Linked DNA regions of Homo sapiens: region 1 is linked to region 2. Evidence: chromatin loops called from intact Hi-C (ENCODE). Cell type or tissue: PC-9. All regions are shown on one strand. Links, peaks and the distances in the headings refer to the core of each region. The heading gives the core; the rest is flanking DNA. Region 1 overlaps NAA15 (N-alpha-acetyltransferase 15, NatA auxiliary subunit). Region 2 overlaps ELF2 (E74 like ETS transcription factor 2).

The links. Peaks named below come from ENCODE experiments on the same cell type or tissue, not always from the same donor. Only the 100,000 strongest peaks of a DNase experiment are listed, where the experiment ranks them.
Region 1: a loop joins it to region 2, with 2.0 times the contacts of the local background. A loop is called at or near these places in 3 of 110 quality-filtered maps.

The regions. Positions count from the first base shown.
Region 1 is chr4:139,351,637-139,357,021 of GRCh38, reverse strand. It overlaps NAA15 (N-alpha-acetyltransferase 15, NatA auxiliary subunit), which reads right to left. Exons shown (of 20, transcript NM_057175.5): 10 at 2,924-2,996. Among named protein-coding and RNA genes, the nearest start is that of NDUFC1, 52 kb to the right of the region's middle. In PC-9, for the core only: no CTCF peak of the experiment used is centred there; no DNase peak of the experiment used is centred there.
Region 2 is chr4:139,081,988-139,087,372 of GRCh38, reverse strand. The region is part of intron 4 of ELF2 (E74 like ETS transcription factor 2); the gene reads left to right. Among named protein-coding and RNA genes, the nearest start is that of NOCT, 69 kb to the right of the region's middle. RefSeq lists a silencer at 2,811-2,940 and an enhancer at 3,171-3,560. In PC-9, for the core only: a CTCF peak has its summit at 2,097; DNase peaks (open chromatin) are centred at 2,922, 3,442 and 4,322; H3K4me3 peaks cover 3,381 bases; H3K27ac peaks cover 2,428 bases.

The DNA of each region.
Region 1 (5,385 bases), core at 60-5,059, 270 kb before region 2:
TGTTCTCTATTCATGTGAGGTTAAAAAAAAAAAAAGCCCTGGCTGCTTAATTGAGTTTCTAGCTAATGCACCAAACTGTTATAAAATATACTTGTAATGTGGTTATTTTGAATTTGGTGATTATATTCTTAATATATTTTAATATGCTGAATATGCAAAGATGCATAATTTAAGTCAAATAAAAACTATACCCCAAAAATGAGATGACAAGTAAAAAAATTTTTATATTTTAGTTCATGATTTAATTTTAATATACTGACAAGAAAATGTGTAAGTTAAATATACAACCCACACGTTAAAAAATTCTTTTTTAATACAAATTTCTAAAATCTGAGAACTGATACGTGCTTTCAAAGAAAGCAACAGATTGCTTTTTAAAAAATTTTTCCTAGTAAAAGCAGGATGGCTCAGTGGACAAATAATAGGAGTGGAACTCACCAACTCCCCATCTGACAGATCTGCAACAAAAGTGCTGCATATTCTTGGGCAAGTCATTGAACCTCTTCCACATTTGTAAAATATGTAGGAAAATGCTGATAATCAAAGGAACATTATGATGATTAACCAATGAAATCATGGAAAAAAGTACTATTAAATTAATCTGAGACCTAGAAACAATGACCAACCCAATAGCAATATGCACCCAGGGTCCCATACCGGGCTTTCCCACTACAGGAACCAGAACTCCTAGGAAAAACAATTGATTCCAGATCTGCAGTGGCAGCAATAAACTGGAATATCTTGTCTTATTAACACCCAAGAAGTTATCAACTACTACTATGGTATGTAAAGAATGGGACCATTTGAGATTTGTAATGTGGTTATTTTGAATTTGGTGATTATATTCTTAATATATTTTAATATGCTGAATATGCAACATCAAATATTTGATATAAAACATCAAATATGCTTAAATCCATGAATTCATAATACTTTTTAAAAACGTATTTGCTGTCTTTGAAGGATGCTATTGAACCAACAATTCATTATTTTGAAAACTGGTAAAGAAATTTTAAAAAGGAGGGAGTGGGGAGAAAAAATCCATTTATCATGCTTTTCCTATGTAAACTGAAACATTGTGTAAACAGGTAATAGAGGAAGAAAATTTTCTCTTTTAAAATAATAAAGAATAATAGAGTATCACCAGTTGGTAATTCTTAACAGTTGCTAACATATAAAACTAACACGTATGCCTACTAATAGAAGAATATGCCACCACCTGTAAGAATCTCACTCACTCCTCTGTTTAAAAAACAAAAGCAAAACCATCAAAACAATATTGAATCTCATCAAATCTCTAGTTGGACCTGTCCATTAGAAGATTCTGTCATGACAGAAGTGTCCTGTATTTTCCCTTTCCAACATGGTAGGCATTAGCTATATATAGCTATTGAGCAGCACTTAAAATGTGGCTACTGCAACCAAGGAATGGAATTTATTTTATTTAATTTTTTAAAATTTTAATTAGCCACTGTGCTACTGGCTATCATACTAGCAACAAACTTCTACACTGAACTACCAGTTTATAGGAAATTCAGAGAGCAAGGAATAATGTGTTAAGCAACACATGGGGTACAGTCAGCAAACTCTAGACTGGGAAAACTGAAAAAAAAAATAAAAAAATTTCTTCAACAAATAAATTGCAGGAAAAGGGATAGGACAGAAACCCAAAAGATAAAAAGAGTTTAAGAGACACATCAACCAAATTCAAAGTACACATCTTATCTGAATCTTCATTCCAACAAACTTCAAAAAAGGAAAGGCAAAAAAAAAATGGCATTTATAACATAACTGGAAATGTGAACATGGACTGAATAGTTATTATTAAGAAAGTATTAATTTTTGTCAGGCGTGGTGGCTCATGCCTATAATCCCAGGACTTTGGGAGGCCGAAGCAGGCGGATCACTTGAGGTCAGGAGTTCGAGACCAGCCTGGCCTGGCCAATATGGTGAGACCCCGTCTCTACCAAAAATACAAAAATTAGCCAGGCGTGGTGGCAGGCACCTGTCCCAGCTACTCGGGAGGCTGAGGCAGGAGAATCACTTGCACCTGGGAGGTGGAGGTTACAGTGAACTGAGATCATGCCACTGTACACCAGCCTGGATGACAGAGCAAGACTCCATCTCAAAAAATATATATATTAATTTTCAGGTATGAGAATGGTATTAGGTTATGTTTTAGGTTAAGTCCTTCTCTTTAGACATACTGAAATATCCATGGATAAAATGATGTGATGTTTGGATCTGCTTCAGAACAATATGGGAGTAGAGAAAAGTAGGAGAAGCTATAAATAAATTCAATTATGAATTAAAAATTATTGAAGCTGAGTGCTGGGTAAAGAGAGGATTATTATACTGTTGCATTTAGTTTTGTAGATGTTTTTAAAATTTTACATAACATTCTTTTCAATAAACTAATGCGAGGTGGGACACAGTGGCCCATGCCTATAATCTCAACACTTTAAGAGGCCAATGCAAGAGGATCACTTGAGCCCAGGAGTTTGAGACCAGCCTGGGCAACAAAGTGAGACCCTAAGTCTACAAAAAATCTAAAAATTAGCCTGGCATGATGGTGCATGTCTGTGGTCCCAGCTACACAGAGGACAGAGGCAGGAGGATCACTTGAGCCCAGGAGGTCGAAGCTGCAGTGAGCTGTGTTCACACCACTGCACTCCAGCCTGGGGAACAGAGCAAGATCATGTCTCAAAAAAAACCCAAAACACAAAAAACAAAGATAATGTAATTCTCTTCTAACCAAATATCATCACACAATGTGCAAATTAATGGATCTCCCTCTCAAAGAGAAAAAAATTTAATGCACTGTGCTTACTGCCTAAGTAATAATACTGACCTTCTGATTAAGAATTTCACAATGTATTAAAATTTTCAAGATGTTTTTAAAACATAAAACTTGAGGACTTACCATTGGGGTTAAATAACCGGCAGCTTTTTAGAGAGGTTTCATAACCTACTACTAACTCTTCTATGATTGCCACCTAGAGTACAAACACACAAACACACTTTAATAGAAAAAACACACATTTACTATTCTTATGCAAAATGTGTTATTTTCTACTAAAACACTAAATAAACACTCCAACACACACACCCTCCTTTATTAAAAATATCTTAACCTCTAGATACAAATTTTAAAATACATCATACTTTTGCACAGGTGTACATTAAGATGTAATTTTATAAAAACTTATTGGTTACTCCTTTTCAGCTGAACCAGAAATCAGGAAGAGTTGGACAAAGACAGGCAATATTGTGGATGATTTATATCTTGATTCTTTTAACAAAGTTTGTATAAATGAACACCCACAGTAAACATTTGCATTTAAGAATTAAATGCTATGTGAAAAGAGAAATTCTCTAAGTAGATGACAGTATTCAACTTTCAATTTCACAATCCAGGGTAAAACATTAGTAAAACTCAAAGAATACTCTGAGAGTTTGTTAGGTCCAGGAGAATGAGTGGCCATCCAGGTTCTGGTTTCTCTTGAGTCTTGACTATACTACTCGCTCCTGGCTTCCTGAGAGATCTCTGAGCATTTTTTATTTACTACTTCTGTTCTTTGTTTAATCCATGTTTAAGGGATTTCTATTACTATTATGGCTTTATTGAATGACCTCAACCTAACTGACTCAACAGACTAATATCAGCTCTTTCCAAAACCTCAATAAATTGTGAGGACTAAAGATTGCAGCTAGGTTATTCTGGTGCACCCATGTTCCCTCCTACAAGCTGAGCTACAAGCCTACTAAGACTGTTTTGTTTTCTCAAACATCTTTGAATCAGTTGCATTTATTATTCTAATGGCAGAATTCAGTATTGTGTAAACTTAAGATGTGAGAATGAAAATGACTGTTCCATAAGTTGAATACCAAGGAAAGACTAAAAAGATAAATTAGGTATTTTTAACCAGTTTAGATCTAAATCAAAATATCTTAAGTAGAAGAAAATCATAAAAATATAGGATTCTATACATAAGACCACTTCATAAACATCAAAGTCTGACTCTTTCAAAACTGGAAACAAAAGATCCTACTTGGCCAGGCATGGTGGCTCACATCTGTAATCCCAGCACTTTGGGAGGCCAAGATGGGTGGATTGCCTGAGGTCAGGAGTTCAAGACCAGCCTGGCCAACATGGTCAAACCCCATCTCCACTGAAAATACAAAAATTAGCCTGGTATGGTGGCACGTGCCTGTAATCGCAGCTACTTGGGAGGCTGAGGCAGGAGAATCGCTTGAACCCGGGAGGCAGAGGTTGCAGTGAGCTGAGATCACGCCATTGCACTCCAGCCTGGGCGACAAGAGTGAAACTCCGTCTCAAAAAAAAAAAAAAAAAAAAAAGATATTTTATGGATGTGATTTATGCAAGAAAAAACAAGTGAAACAGCAATCAAAAAAGCCCATACGTTGGGTCTCCAACAAAAGACCGGCAAATAAATGCACATTATGTAATTCTGGTTAAAGTGTTTCATATGTCTCATTTGCTCCATCTTTGACTCTTCAATGTAACTGATTTTTTAGAATCCAAACAATATGCCTTGATGACACTGTACTTATAACCAAAATAATCTAAAAATTAAAATTAAAATACCCTTGGCCAGGCACGGTGGCTCACGCTTGTAATCCCAGCACTTTGGGAGGCCGAGGTGGGCGGATCATTTGAGGTCAGGAGTTCAAGACCAGCCTGGCCAACACGGTGAAACCCTGTCTCTATTAAAAATACAAAAATTAGCCAGGCATGGTAGTACGCGCCTGTAATCCCAGCTAGTTGGGAGGCTGAGGCACAAGAATTGCTTGAACCCAGGAGGCAGAGGTTGCAGTGAGCTGAGGTCATGCCACTACACTCCAGCTTGGGTGACAGAGCAAGACTCAGTCTCAAAAGAAAAAAAAATAATTAAAATAACCTCTAAAGAAGCATTCTGAATATTATTAACATGTAGCTGAAAGAGTAAGCTGACTTATTAGAACATCAAAAAAACTCTTCTGACAGAACTTTTTGTCTACCAAATTTAAAAAGGAGAAAGAAGACTAAGCTAAAACTTAAGTTAAAAAAAAAACAAAAAACAAGCACACTCTGGCTTCTGACCATGAACAAGATGAAAGAAAATGGTGAAGAAATTATTACCTTATCAACTTTTTATAACCTACAGTGACTCATTAAAAGTTTATAGCAGAAAGGAAACAGAAAACAAGCAATAAGTTACTGGGCTAAAGAAAAAAAAGAGGATGAAATGGAAAAAAGAGGAATCAGAAGCATTTAAACTGCAAACTGGGAAGACTGACATGAGATTCACAAAACACGTACTACTGTGCAGAGATAATCAAGAATCAATAATTCCAAATACCGAGCAAAGAAATGGTAGCCAA
Region 2 (5,385 bases), core at 95-5,094:
GATGCCAAGGACGGAGGATTGCTTGAGGCAAGGAGTTGATGACCAGCCTTGATAACATAGCGAGACCCTGTTTCTATAAATGAATGAATTACTGAATTAATTAATGACTAGCTGCAATACTTAGCTGACAGTCTTCTAAGAGTAGCTGCTAATAATTGGACAGAATGGTTTGTCTAGTATAAATCATAAAGTGAAGAATCAACAAGTCTCAAGGAGAGCCTGGCCCAGGGATAAGTTAAAATGCAAAAAACATGAACCTAAGTCAGATCACACCTAAGCTAAGTATGTATCAAAAACAGTAAATACTGGACCCTTGTCAGAAGATTTTCATGGTTCATGCCTCAAAATGAATGCTATTGTACATATGACAGAAGGACTTACAATAAAATTACTTTTAGGAGTTATGATCCTCCTAACTCCTAAAAGGAATCTAAAATTAGCCATAGTCCTTTTCCTCTGAAAAAATAAACATTTCATTAACAAAAATTTGCCTCTTTGAACCCCTATTAAAAATTTATGCCTTATGAAGGCTTTTATAATTATAAATAATTTAACATCCTTGGGTGGTAATTATACCCACTGTATATACACCCTATTATTTAATTTCATATATAAGCAGTCTTGTGTATCATATTGTCTCTAAGACTTTCACCCTTGGTGGGTGGGGAGTTCTATATGAATTGAGAAGGGTTAATTTCTTCCTTTTGTTATATAATTTAGTGCTACCAGCTTAATAAGCACCTATAACAGAAACTTGCTTAAAGTAAGTACTGGATAATAATTTGTTGAATAAGTGAATTAGTTTATGACGGTTCGAAGATCTTCATTTTAATAATATTTTATAAAACCTGACTATTAAATAAATCAGTAACATAAAAAGCTCAAATAGACATTTAAGCAGTAGTATAAAATATATGAAATAATTCATCTTTTTTCTTTGTACATCTGTAGACTGCACTTCTGTAACTATTGTCTATTTTCTGATGTTGACAGACCAAGCTTTACTTGGTGCTCCTAAACTATATGATTCCAGCTTGTTGTGCTTCACAGACATATTTTTCTTACGGTTTTCTTGACCCTGTTTTTTCCCTAAACATGCTCAAGGTACCAACTTTGAATTTCATTGTTTAGTTGTATGAGAAAAACTTGACAGCTTGGCCTCTTCCTATTCTCTCATTCACTTCTCAAAACTTTTTTCTTCCATTTTTCTCTTTTAACTTCCCATTGCTTTACCTTTGACATTAAAAAAAATCAACCATTTTGCAGTTTATCATACTATAAATATAATAGTAGTAAAATGGATTTAACTTTTTTTATAACTTCTAAATTTTATAGAAGACTGTTTTGTAAGAGTTTTGACCTTGAAGTAACAAGACACTTTGTAACCTTTGTTAAGTAACTTCTTGGGGCCTCAGTTTCCCAATGTGTAAAGTGAAGGAGTGGACTAACTGTGGTTCTCTAATAACTAGCTGGAGTGCAGTGGTGCGATCACAGCTCACTGCAACCCGAAACTCCTGGGCTCAAGAAAATGGCCTGCCTTAGACTTGAGTCGCTAGGTGCACAGGCCCACCACAATGCCCAGCTAAGGATGATGCTTACTTTAAATTGATTGGCAATAAAATATAAAAGCTACCATGTCCCATACATGGCAGGTTTACCTAATTCAAGAAAGAGATCCTTATTTAAAGAGGAGTTGTACTTTGGAAATAGCATGTAGGTTCTTTTTTTGGGAGAGTGAGGATCATGGTGATAGGGGTAGGGTAAAAGGACCAAGAGAATAAATGAATATTAGGAGAAATGAGAAAAAATAGTCATGGGCTATGTAAATCCATTCTGATGCTGCACTCATGTTGGGCAAGCTTTTATAAGATGATATCGCATTAATATTACCACTGAAAACATTTTTTTCTCTACACAGTTCAGTCAATTCGGATCATAAAAATTGTCACCTTGTTATTTTAAATTTGTAATGCCAGATCTTTTTGTTTATTCAGCAAATACTTATTGAGCACTTACTCTGTAGGAGGCACTGTTCCTTTATGTAAGTTTTGTGTGCAGACAACTTTAGCATAACCCTTTGTTTCAAACAATTTATGTATTATTAAATTCTGAAACCAGGGAAGCATTTTAATGAAGCGTTATTCGTCATTATATTGGTTTGATTTCCTGTGTTCAGTAAATTTATAGTCATTAAATTGGCGATTTATCTCCCTTGTCCATTGTATTTTAATATGTATTTGTAATTAGGTTAGTTTTCAGCAAGAATTACTTTTTTTTGAAGTAAATGACAATATAAATTTGTTTCCAAGTGAGCCAAACAGAAATGAAAGGGTACATGAATTTCATGATTAGCATATTGGGGGAGTCTCATCTCCAGAGGTTGGTGTGTTCTGTTTACTAAATACCCGTTTAATGTGCTCTTTGACACTTCTGTTAAGGGAAAAGGACGAAGTTGGTCTCAGAAAGTAGTTGGAAACTCCTTATTTTCCAAGTAATGCTTTCAGAATATGTTCTAGGTATGACTTTGTTGGTGTTCCTGTCTTAAAAGTGCAGATGTTTCAAGTGAACTGGTTACATGTTGCATAAGGTTTGAAAAAGCCAAAAGAAGTTAAATAGCCACCTTTATTTACAGCTGCAGGACTAGGTATTAGATTGCTTCCAGGAAGAAAATATGATTAATGGCTCTTTTCCAGAGGGGGGACAATTGCAGACTTTTCTTCCGCAGAGCGTGAAATGTGCCTCTTCCTGCCGAGGGGCTGTGTCCTCGCGCGGCTCCCGGAGCCGTTTCCCAGCCTCAGGTGTCTCTCGCCGCAGGCTGCGGCCGCTCTCTGGAGCAAGCGTCCGGGACTTCCTGTTTGGGCGCGGGGCGGAAGGATCGCGTTGCCAGCTGCGGCGGCCGCCACAGCCACAGCCGCCGCCGCCGCCGCCGCCGCCCCTGCCCCTGCCGCCCCTGCCCCTGCCGTTAGGTGGTGGGGTTTCTCAGCCCGGCGGCGGGAGGCGGGCCGGCCTCGGCTTCCTGTCGGAGGACGCGCAAGGATCCGGGCGTCGGAGTGTGTGCGAGTGCGTGAGTGTGTGTCGGTCGCACGGCGTGTGTCTCCGGCCGCGGGTTCCGCCTCCTCCCCTGCCGCCGCTGCTCACGGTGTAAGTCAATGTGAAGCAGCAGCTCCAGCCCCGGGATAAACATGGCGACGTCTCTGCATGAGGGACCCACGAACCAGCTGGATCTGCTCATCCGGGCCGGTAAGGACAGGGGAACTTTTCTCCCGTGCATCGGTGCAGCAGGAGAGGGGGTGCACAGAAGGCGGGGTGACTCCCCTGTAGCAGTCTGTGCTGGGGGTACAGTGTCCACCTCACAGTCACTGGGGCGGCTGGGGGAAAGGGGGGAGTGAATGAAGTAATGGAGGCGACGAATCAGGAAGTGATCACCTTGGAGAGTAACCTGCCTCGAATCCGGCGCTGTCGCTTCAGGGTGGGTTCGGCGAGCAGCAGCAGCAGCTGCCGGGCTGAGCGCTGGCAGCGGGTGCTGGAGAACGGAGCCGCGGTTAAGTTGGGCACTCGGGGGCGGACGAGTTGTGCGCTTCACCCCAGTTGCTGAGGAACCAGGAAGTGAGTGAGGCTGTTGTCTCTCGGCTGCGCCTGCCACGCTGTCTGGCCGGAGAGGCCGCTGCTGCCCGCGTTCGGGGGCGGCGGGCTTCTCCGGCGAACGCTCGCCACCCCCGCTCGGTTCTCCCTTCAGACTTCGTCCACAATTCCATGACTTCCGCATGGACCAGGCAGCCAGGGGCGATGTCCGGTGGACCGATACCCGCCAAAAAAAAATGCTCTGACCCTCCCTCCTCCGCACATTCCCACCTTATGCAGTCTCAGGAGTAACGGTCCTGGACAGGGTCACTTAATAATGTTGAGTAACCGGGATGATGTTTCAGGGGCCCGCCTCCCTTTGCTCATTTAACGGGTGGCTGCGAAGAAACTAGGTTTATGCCCCTTCCCTCGTGGGTTGTTTTTTTAGGGGGAGAATGGGAAGAACACGGAATATATTTGTACCCCTGACCTGGAGGGTTGCGGCGTCAGAGAAGAACATTTATTTTTGTAAACAGTGGGTGAATGTTAAGGAGCGAGGCGGGAGGGAGGGAGTCTTGGCCCTAGGGAAGTCTCAGCACGGAATTGCCCCCTTCCCCTCTACCCCCCCCCAAACCTCCCACCACAGCGGAAGCGCCTCGGAAAGGACAGAACGGACGGGATTGACAGGCCTCTGGTTCCAATCTGCTCTCTGAGGTGTTCCAAATTAGAACGTTGATTTCTGGGGGCGGGACTACGGGCCCGCGCTGGGCCAATGAAGATTGGGCGGGAGTGAAGCTGACAATGTACGCATGGAATTGGAGGGAAGAGGAGTGTAAACACGGAAGTGGCCGCAGGGGTGGGGGATGTGCGGCGCCACTGCTGCAGCGGAAGGGCACGGACTTAAGTTACATAGAAAAAGCAGCTTTGCTTAATAGCAGACAGCGCAGTGAGGGCCCTGGATCGATGTAGCACTGCTTGAATACTGTTTACTTACTGTAATAGTAAGCATACATGTTCCTCTTCCCGGTTCCTATTTCATATTGCCATGGATGGGAAGTGGACGATGAGAAATACTCAGGGAACAGTAATTCTGTAAAAGATCTTAACAGTCTTCCATCCATTGTTTTTAGGTAAGGGACTTGAAATTAGTAGTTTGCTTGGCAAAACTCTGTGACTCAGTTCGATGGGGGAAATCATGAACACATGTATCAAAATTTAACGGAAGCGCTCTAGGTTCAAAGTCTGAAATAATATGTATGTATTGAGTACAACACAGTGGTGACCAGTCTTTTATTCTATAAAATGTAAAAATATGTGTTTCAGAGGTTCCAAAGGAAAATGCAGTTTACTGAGTAGTGATTAAAACACATCTGTTTGACAGTTGCTTTCTGGTCAGAACAAGAACTTAAGTTTAGTAAGAGAGCACAATGAGAACTTGATTCCTTTGTATATATTGTCCATTACTACAATATGAATTAAGGGATGGAATTTTTGGCTTTATATTATTGGTACTAACGATACGTGAAGTTGTTGGGTCAATGATATTTCTGTGAATATTGAATATGTACAGTTCAAGAGATGTTGTTTCCAGTGGCTGCGAACACACGGAAAGAACCTTAGAATGCCTTTGCATCAAAACTTTGAAAAATACTGTAAAGGTAGGAGGGCTTCACTTTGCCATTGGAAACTATTTTTTCGTAAGCTTTTGGAATTACCGGTGAAACTGAATATGGCCTGTAGGTATTCTCCTTGGAGTATATATGTGTGTATATAAAAGACTGTCTTTGGTTTGAAAAGACAAAAGTTTTGTCTTTTGATAAGGGG